Linked DNA regions of Homo sapiens: region 1 is linked to region 2. A link is a contact called in ENCODE Hi-C or POLR2A ChIA-PET data. All regions are on one chromosome and are shown on one strand. Each heading gives the region's core, a stretch centred on a gene start or an enhancer-like site at or near the end of the contact. The rest is flanking DNA. Distances are from core to core; before and after follow the strand shown.

The links. A loop is a pair of places that touch in the nucleus more often than their neighbours do. ChIA-PET counts read pairs that join two places held with the same protein, here RNA polymerase II (POLR2A). Pooled maps may share reads with other maps.
Region 1: a loop to region 2 is called in a map of PC-9, with 13 times the contacts of the local background. The contact joins two enhancer-like sites. A Hi-C loop is called at or near these places in 4 of 168 maps with a recorded cell type or tissue (Caco-2, PC-9, ascending aorta and 1 more) and 10 of 50 pooled maps. POLR2A ChIA-PET finds 5 or more read pairs at or near these places in 2 of 52 experiments (HepG2 and OCI-LY7).

The regions. Positions count from the first base shown.
Region 1 is chr3:8,443,004-8,448,119 of GRCh38, reverse strand. The region is part of intron 3 of LMCD1-AS1 (LMCD1 antisense RNA 1); the gene reads left to right. Among named protein-coding and RNA genes, the nearest start is that of LMCD1-AS1, 56 kb to the left of the region's middle. Within about 2 kb of position 3,644, at least 31 of the 41 ENCODE cell types and tissues checked have a DNase peak (open chromatin) inside an H3K27ac peak, as active enhancers do; they include PC-9, ascending aorta and endothelial cell of umbilical vein, where a contact is called at or near this core.
Region 2 is chr3:8,656,796-8,661,639 of GRCh38, reverse strand. It overlaps a transcript of SSUH2 not described here. Among named protein-coding and RNA genes, the nearest start is that of SSUH2, 14 kb to the right of the region's middle. RefSeq lists enhancers at 2,968-3,017, 3,048-3,097, 3,248-3,437. Within about 2 kb of position 3,164, at least 19 of the 41 ENCODE cell types and tissues checked have a DNase peak (open chromatin) inside an H3K27ac peak, as active enhancers do; they include PC-9, ascending aorta and endothelial cell of umbilical vein, where a contact is called at or near this core.

The sequences.
Region 1 (5,116 bases), core at 2,395-4,894, 210 kb after region 2:
CCCTGAGTACCTATTTTGCTTTCTCTTTGTAAGCTCTGACATTAGATTTTTAATGGAATACTGTCTAGTGCTGAAAGTCTAACTTTGAATGCATTAACCTCTGCAGATGCATTACACCTTGACTTCTAAAAAGAGGCAACTTTCTAAGAGTGTATTTCAAGTGCCTTTAATATCCGAGACATAAAATGGCATCATATGTGTGTATGTGTTTGCATGTGCTTACTGTGTGTTGGGGAAGTGGACTGAATGTTCTCTAAGCCCTTCCAGTGCTGGGGAGTTCCCATGAGACCCTGAAACAGCCTCTGTAGCTCTCTGGGCCTCAGTTTTTTTTTTCTGAGAGACTTTGACAGCACGGATTCCAAGTCTTTGCCAGTTATGAACTTTTGTAGAACTGTCATTGCCTTGGAATTTAATTAATCTTCAAAAAGGTATGGTCTATCAGGACAGTGAAAAGACAACGGGATAAAATATTTACAAATATTTTACCTATCTAAAATATTTTATTTTAAATAGATGATTTAAAGTAAAATATTTTATTTTAAATAGATGATTTAAAGTTAAAATAGTTTATTTTAAATAGATTATTTAAAGTTAAAATATTTTATTTTAAATAGATTATTTGAAGTTAAAATATTTTATTTTAAATAGATTATTTGAAGTTAAAATATTTTCTTTTAAATAGATTATTTAAAAATATTTTCTTTTAAATAGATTATTTAAAAATATTTTCTTTTAAATAGATTATTTAAAAATATTTTCTTTTAAATAGATTATTTAAAAATATTTTCTTTTAAATAGATTATTTAAAAATATTTTATTTTAAATAGATTATTTAAAAATATTTTATTTTAAATAGATTATTTAAAATTATGTAAATATTTATAAAATATGTATAAATCACATATCTGATAAGGGGTTAGTATCAGGGATATATAACTAACTTACAACTCAACAACAAAAAAGACAAATTACCCAATTAAAAAATGGTCAAAGTTCCTGAATAGATATTTCTCCGTAGCAGATCCACAAATGGCCGGTAAGGGTGTGAACAGATTCCCAATGTTATTAGTCACTGAGGAAATAAAAATCAAAACTGCAATGAGATGATACTTCACACTCACTGGGATGGTCATAATAAAAAAAGGAAAATCACAAGTGATGGTGAGTATGTGGAGAAATTGGAACCCTAATACATTGCTGACTAAAATGTAAAATGGTATAGCCTGCTGTGGAAAACAATTTGACAATTCCTCAATAAGTTAAACACAAACTTATTATGTGACCTAGTGATTTCACTCCTAAGCGTATACCCCCAAGAATTGATAACAGATGTTCAAACAAAAACTTGCACACTATTGTTTATGGCAGCACTATTAACAGTAGTCAAGAGGTGGAAATAACCTACATCTATCAGCTGATGAATGGATAAACAAAAGGTGATCTAGAATAAATCACTGGTTCATTCTACAACATGGATGAACCTTGAAAACATTTTGCTAAGTGAAAGAAGCCATATGCCAAAGGCCATATATTGTATGATTTCATTTATGTGGAATATCCAGAAAAGACAAATTAATAGAGAGAAAAATCAGATTAGTGGTCGCCAGAGACTGAGGGGAAGCAGGAATGGGGAGTGGCTACTGAATGAGTATGGAGTCTCCTTTTGGGGAGATAAACAATTCTGGGACTAGACAGTAGTGATGGTGGCTCCGCATTGTGTATGTATTAAATGCCCACTGAATTGTCTACTTTAAAATGGTTAAAATGGTAAATTTTATGTTATGTGTATTTTACCACATGCATACACAAACCTTTCCCAGGTTACAATAAGGCATGGCCATTTTTGTTTCAATAGGATTTGTATAGATTCTTTAGATATGGGTGTATTTTTAAAACTATATAGACTATTATGAGTTTAACACCACAACTGCCCATAGTGTGATCTGTGGATCAGCAGCATTTCCATCAGCTGGGAGCTTGTTAGAAATATAAGTTCTTGGATCCCTCCCCAAACCTAGTGAGTCAGATTTTCTGGAGGTGGGCTCAGCGATCTCTGCTTTAACAAGCTCTCCAGGCACTTCCTATGCACACCAATGCCAAGTTTGAGGAGTATTTCTTTACGATTCACTAGGCCATTGGTTCTCAGCTTTTAGTGTGAGTAAGAATCAACTGGAGAGTTTGTTACACAGGCAGGTTCTTGAGTCCAGAGACTATGATTCCTTACATGTGGATGATGTTCAGAAACCTGCATTTCAACAGGCATCAAATGCAGGTGGTCCAAGGACCAATTTCTAAAATGCAGAAATAATGAAGAAAATTGATTTTTCAAACTTTATTGTGCATGAGTGTAAACTGGAAAGTTTGCTAAAATTGCAAGTTTCTGGGACCTGCCTCCAGATGTTCTGATTCAATAGGTCTAAGATGAAGACTGAAAACTCACCTTTTTAACCAATCACCTCAGTTAATTCTGAGGTCAAGAGACCACGTTTTAAAAACCACTGCCCCAGACATGAAGCTCCCTGAGGACAGAGGACAGCTTTCAAGTGATCTTGCTAGGCTAGAGCTATGGCTTCAATCTAATAAAATGGAATTCACTGGAATGGTTTGCATGTTCAGGACTTGAGCCCAGATCATCAATTACATCAGTAAAAAATCCAGGAGATGTGACTTACCTGCCATTCACGTAAAAGATACAAAGCAAAAAGAATCCCTCTGTGGTTGTATTCAGTGTTATATACTGAGGAAGCTAAGACAGACTTAGGCTTACTTAATAGAAGTGTTGTATCTAAATAGTTGGCATTCAAACTGTACACAGAATATCTTTAATTCTAGATGTTACACACTGGAGCGGAAAGTGAAACTAACATTTATTGAGGCGACTACACATTTATCTTATTTATTAAACTATTTTATTCCATTGAATGCTCATCCTATTACATAATCTTTAAAAGATTATACCCATTTTAAAGGTAAGCAAAATTGAGGCTGCCATGAAGGAGAAGTAGCTTGCCCACTGATTTTCTACTTTTCTCCAGAGTACCTTGACATCTCTTTTGCCACCAGCACTGATAGCCTCTGTGCTGGGAGATGCTCAGTACAGTCAAAGGGGATTGGTTCCAGGGCCATTGCGGATACCAAAAACTGCTCCTGCTCAAGTCCTTTATGTAAAATAGCATATTTGCCTGTAACCTATGTACTTTAGATTACTTATAATACCTAATACAATGTAAATGCTACGTAGTTAGTTTATATTTTATTTATTTAATGTACTTTACAATTCGTATTATTTGTACATTTTTTGGAGAATATTTTTCATTTGGTTGAATCCGCAGATGTGGAACTCGCACATATAGAGTGCTATAATCCCACTCTAGCAAAGTGTCCCAATGCCCCACTGTAAGCCCTGTCATATTGGGAGGTCATCCTTTGTAACATGGGAACGAAGCTGCACAGCTTCTGAGTTCAACATTTCCTCGTGGAACGATTCCAGCCCAGCGCTGGGATGACATACTGTTTGCTTTGCGTCTCTGGTATGTGCCTGGTGAAATATTTACCAACTGGTCCGCTCTGTCCACAGAGCGGCCGTGAGACTGTCTGTGTTTGCTCCAGTCAGCTTCCTGGCTCAGCCTGTTTCCTTGGCAACGGCCTTTCCTGTCAGCAGCCTTGAAGGAAGGTATAAAAGAGCACACTGTTAGGAATTGCTGTCTGGGGCCCAGCGGGGTTAGGTTTGCCTCCTGGATCCTTAACAAGGAAAGAGGAGTAAGTTCTTCTCTTAAGCATTGCCACTTGCTTTTCCTGTGTCCTGAAAACTATCTTTTCAGCTTTGTGTGTTACATCAGCCAGGAAGGTTACACTATGTGATCTGGTGGGAGTTGGGGACGTGGGGGGGATGGAGGAGGAGGCATTTCCCCACAAAGGACTGTAATTGAATCCTGTGATGGTTTTGTAGTGTAATAATCTGATTTTGATTTGTCAATTATTTTCTCTTCTCTTAAATAGCTCTCCCACATTTTCCTTCTCTGCTTTATTCAGACCTAAACATTCCTGACTTAGGAAGCTTAATGTCCCCCAGAGTGCCTTCCCCGACCACTGCTTTACCCCACCAACCTGAAGCCACTGAAGGTGTTCCTAAACCTTCAGCGGACTGAATTGCTCCTTTGCTCTGGAATTTCTGGTGACTCCCTGTTGCTACCAGATGAGCCCCAAGACCCCTATGATGGAATCCGATGTTCTCATGCTTGAATGAGCCCAGCACTGCCCAGTGGAGGTGATTGTAAGCCATATATGTCATCTTAAATTTTCTAGCAGCCACACTAACAAAGTCAAAACAAATGAGTGAAGTTAATTTTAATAATATATTTTATTTAGCTCAGTATAACCCAAATATTATCATTTCAACAGCCAAACAATGTAAAAATATTAATGAGGTATTTTACTTTATTTGCTCCCACTGAGTCTTCAAAATCGGTGTGTATTTTACACCCACAGCACATCTCAGTTCAGACCAGCACATCGCAAGTGCTCAGGGGCCTGTGGCTCTGTATCTAGCCCCTGCCTACCCTTCCTGCCTCTTCCTGCTCCACCTTCCCAAACCCTACAAGTTTCCCAGTCCCTCACATGCATGAAAACTTTTGCCATCCTGTGACCTTCTCCTGCCCTTTTGCTCCATGCTGTGCTCTTGCACTTCTCATTCCTGTTGCCTGGCTGCCCTTCTGTACTTGAACTTCTATTCATCTTTTAAACCCATGTTTAACGTCTTCTTTTTCCTTCCCTGTTTTATCTGTCCAGTAGCACCTTGTGTGTATCTCAGATATAACACTAAGTGTGTTGTATTCTGATTATTCGCTTAGAGGTCTCCTCTACCACAGGGAGCAGTTGTAAAGGCAAGGGCATGTTTTGGTCACGTTTGTGGCTCCTGGTAAATATTTGAATGAATGCATGAATGAGGGAATGAGGACATGGAAAACTGCTTTGGTGCTGATGTTAGGATGTTCCAGTTTCTCTTCTGCTGTATGAGGAGCAATGCTTCATTCCAAACTACTGTTGTCCCTGTACTTTTGGTGTTTCACTGGGAGAGTTTGAGCTTAGCTGAGCTTTCTACATCTCTTCATGTGCT
Region 2 (4,844 bases), core at 1,915-4,414:
ATTGTCTGGCTATTGCTGTTGCTGTGATAATAAAGTCCTTTGTCTCGGATTCGGGAGTCTCTCACGCCTCCTGTCAGCATCCATGAAACAGGCAGGCTGACTTGTTGGCTTGCAGGTAGGGTAAAATCTCATTGCCTTCACAGTTCCTGACAGCTTCCAGGTTCATGACTTAGAGGAGGCAGAAGTTTAGGATTTTAATGATGAATCAGCCATAGCATCCACTCTTAAATTGCTCATAGACTAATGGGTGTAGAGGGAAAAGGATACGTGAGAGAATGACATACAAGTTAAACAGTGAATACTTTCAGAGCAGTTAAGGAAAAGACAGTTGTTGGGCATGGCTTGAAAGATGAATGAGATTTTGGTGGATTAGGAAGCTGGGCAACGGAGTTCTAGGCAGAGGGAACAGAGTGAGTGAAAGCACAGAGGTGCATGTGAAGGCCAAGAGTGGATTCAGGGGACAGTGCCTGGTTACTTACAATTGTAAAATATTTCTTTAGTAAGGTGTAAGGAGCAGTGGCTAGAAGAAACAGCATGGACTTCGGCGTCAGACAGTAAGTCCAAGAGCATGAGAGCCAGAAATGCATGGCCAGCTGGGCTGGACAGCTTCATCCATTCTTCCAGAGTCACCCTTTACCCTTCACATCCTGCTCACTGTCCTGGCAGCCTGGCCTTGTCCCCTTGCTCTGTCTGGGTTGGCCAATGGGAGGTGCCAGTGAGAGATGAGTGTGTTGCAGGAAACTGAGGACAGGAGAGACTGATACGGAGAACAGGAGGATTGTTTATTTTAGGTACTCACCGGCTCAGTGGATTCATATCCAAAAAGCTGAGCATTGAACAAAGACTGAGCACAGTTTTTATAAGTTGACTACAGAAGCAAAACAAAAGCAGCTAATCATATGATAGGTCATATAATCTATAGCATAACGTAACTTGTGGCCCTGCATAGCTGTTGGCCTTGTGAAAGAAAAACAAGAACAGGCTAAATATAGACATTTGTAAAACACAGCTGTACTTAAGAAGCCAGGGAAAGGAGCAGTAACAATAAAGGAATTTGTCTTTCTCTCTTTTTTTCCCTTCAATCTTGCTCTGGCAGGGGGTTGTCTGGAGCCCATTCTTTTGGCCTTGGCTTCTCAAACAGTGTTATCTTATAACTGTTCTTGAAGTGAGATTGCTAGACAGAGGAAAACTTGTTCTTTTCTTCTTAACCCTTGACTTGCCTGTTACTTTTCTTGGAGTGAATGAATGCATATTTATTTTAAGTTTCTGCCTCAAGTGGATGAGAGGCGAGTGAGGTCAGGGTGTTGATCTTGGCTCCTGGCCTGCAAGGTTGCCTTGGGCTGCTCTTTTCCTTTGATGGAAAGTCACTGTGCCCTCAAGGGGGTCTCTAACCAGCGCTCTCTTTATGGATTTCTATAAATTCCTTCCTCTCACCTTTTCAAGTGGTAATGGCTGCATTACAACTAGCCAGGTAACCACACTCTCCTGTGTGGTCCCCAACCCTGCCTGTTAGGAATTGTGTAGTCCCTGTGGAAACTAACACGCCTCCTGGGATCTGACTGGAGCAGACTAGCTTCCCTGTTGGGACCCGAGTGGTACAGTGGCTGATGGGGATGAGATGGGAAGAACGTTAGGTCAAACCCTAGAGGACATGTGTTAGGAGCCTGTCTGAAGAATGGTTTCCTAGTTTCACCTAATGAACTCCATTCTCCCTTTAAGATCCAACTCAGATGTCTGCTTCCCTGGAAAGATTCCCATGAACCCATGCCACTTTCCATAGCATTTATTGACTGTGTTCTAATTGCCTCCTTCTCTATCTCTCTCTCTTCTGACTGCAGGTATCTGATGAATCTCCATATCTCTTACACTGCACACAATAAATACCCATTGAATGAATGAATACATATATGGATGGATGGACAGACGGATGATGCATGGTAGATGGATGAATACTGGATCCCATGCCCATTGAGGGTTTGGGTCAGGGGACTGATGTGAGCAGACACACAGAAGCACGGGCAGCCCCCGGCCTCCAGCAGATTCTTCCAACCCAGCTGGAAAGACATGATATGGACTTGGGAATTCTCTAACTCTGAAAGGCCCCCTCTGCTGAGGTGTCCCATGTTCACAGACAGTGTGCATGACCAGAGGTCAGAAAGAAGGGAGCTCACTCTGCTCTGGGCAGGGGGAGATCAGGGAAGGCTGCCTGGAGGAGGTGAGGCTGGAGTGGGGCATTGAAGGATGGGAAAAGTTATGTGGATGGAGAGGCGGAGGGAACAAAGGCCTGGGAATCTGATGGGCCAAAGGGAAGACAGGAGACAAGTAAAGCTTGGAGATTTTGTCGAGAAAAGAAGAGAGGAGGCAATTAAGGTGGGAGAAATGACACCAGAAAACCACTGAAAATGCCCCAGTGGGGTTTGTTACTTTTAAAAAAAAAGCAACCACAAAGAAAGACAATGAAACATCCATGTTTTCTTTAGTAAGGTGTAAGGAGAAGTGGCGCCAAGAAACAGCATGGATTTCGGAGTCAGGCAGACCTGGGCTAGAATTTCACCCTTGCTGATTTTTCACTGTGTGACTCTGGGCAGGTGACTTTACCTCTCTGAACCATAGTTTCCTTTTCTAGAAAATGGGCCTTGTAATAGTACCTCTTAGGGCTGCTGTGAAGGAAGGATAACATGGAAGCAACATGCCTATCATAGTGCTTTGTGTATGGTAAGTACTTTGTTGATGTTATTGTTAATAATATGACTACTATAGCCTTTATTATGTTTTGTTTTGTTTTGTTTGGGGGAATGTGACATTTGAGAGTCCTGGGCATTGTCTGCAGTAGCTGTGGCAGCTGTGATTGTGGGTAATAGAAGGAGAAGTCATGCAGGCACAAGGCTTTTTTTCTTCTCTGTTTTTTTGTGGCCTGAAAGAATGAGATAGCAGAATATTAATACTGCTATCTGGAGGCTTGACGCTGGGGCCTGGCGGGGGCTTGTTTTTGCAGCCAGAAATAGTCTGGCCTTTGCCTTTCCAGTGGGCAGGTTGCCAGGCCAACGAGTGTGTAAACCACCCGGCCGAACAAAGCAAAACTATTTTTACCTTGGGGAGCCCAAGAATGCATCACAGAGTTTACGCACCTGCCCCACCCAGCCTGGCGGCCCAAGCCAGTCGCCAATGGAGGCTGGTCTGCGGCAAGCAAGTGGAAAGCAAACAGTCCTGCCCCTTGGGGACCAGCTGCCCTGGCAAGGATACCAGGTGTTCCAGAAAGGCCCAGAGTACCCCCTCTTTCTCCTCTAGCCAGAAACTCTGAGAGAGTTTCTGAAGTGGTCACGCAAGGAGCAATAAAGGTTTAATTTTACCACCTAATTCGATATGAATAACAGCAATTCTACTCATAGCAATGCCTTCCACTTACTGAGATTCTGCTAGCCACAGGCACTCCGCTAACTGCTTACACATGTCGTCATCTCTTAGCCTGTAATAAATATCTCCATGAGGGTCATCCCCAGTTTTCTGATGTAGAAGCTGAGGGTCAGAGAGGTTAAGTGACCTGCCCAGGGTTACCCAGCTAGGATGCAGTTTGACCCCAGGCCCATTCACTGCAGAGTGGATGCTCTTCTCACCTCCCTCACTGTCTCCCCACACATGGGAAGAACAGGGAGGGCCAGCCTTGGAGTTGTCGTGGGGAGAAGGGTGCCTACGGTCCTGCCCATGCAGGGCTATGCAGGCGTGGAGGCTGGGAAGAGACTGGGACAGCCCCACTGCCTGCTGATACCAGCAGATATGCACACATACTGGAGAGCGAGGGTGGCGCCATGCCTGGTTCTCTGCTGAGCAAGAGGGAGGCCAGGGTGTCGGAGTCTACAGAACTGAATCCTCCATGTGTTACCATAGTGAAGGCTTTTCTTCCTTTCTCCCTCCCTCCTTCCCTTCCTTCTATACTCACCTCTTGGTAGGATGTGGTAGAAAGAGCATAATTTCGGTAGTCAGCCTTTGTTCCCTCCTCTTCTCCATGTACTTGACTCTTTTCATCCTTCAGTGCCCAGTGTCAGCCTCGCCTCCTCCAGGCAGCCTTTCCTGATCTCCCCCTTCCCAGAAAAGAGTGGGCTCATCTGACCTCCTGTCGTACCCACTGTCTATGAGCATGGAACACCTCATGGAGGGTGGCCTGTCAGTGCTAGAGAACTTCCACGTGTCCATGTCATGCCGTCCCACCTGGGTTGAAAGCTGCTTGAGGGTAGGGGCTGAGTCTTGGGCTTCTTCATGCCACTTTGTATTACTCCTCTGCCTCCTAACCTTCCATGACTTGTACCACCCTTTGGATTGATTATTCATCCACTCACCTATTCAACAAATACTCATCAAGTGCAGTGTCAGTTATGTGAAGATGCCTGAGATGCTATCCTGAAGTCTAGAGTCAATCAGGAAAGAGAGCTAAGAAAGGAGGTAATTATAAAACAGGGTGGTGGGCCAGGCACAGTGGTCCAGGCCTGTAATCCCAGCACTTTGGGAGGCCAAGGCAGTAGGATGACTTGAGGTCAAGAGTTCCAGACCAGCTTGGCCAACATGGCAAAACCCTCTCTCTACTAAAAATACAAAAATTGGCCGGGTGTGATGGTGCATGCCTGTAGTCCCAGCTACTCAGGAGGCTGAGGCAAGAGAATCACTTGAACCTGGGAGGTGGAGGTTGAAGTGAGCTGAGACTGTGCTACTGCACTCCAGCCTGGGTGACAGAGTAAGTGAGACTCTGTCTCAAACAAACAAACAAACAAACAAACAAACAAACCAAAAAATGAAGCAGAGTGGTAAATCCCATGGAAGAGGAGGCAGACTCATCGTGGGAGCCAGAAAAA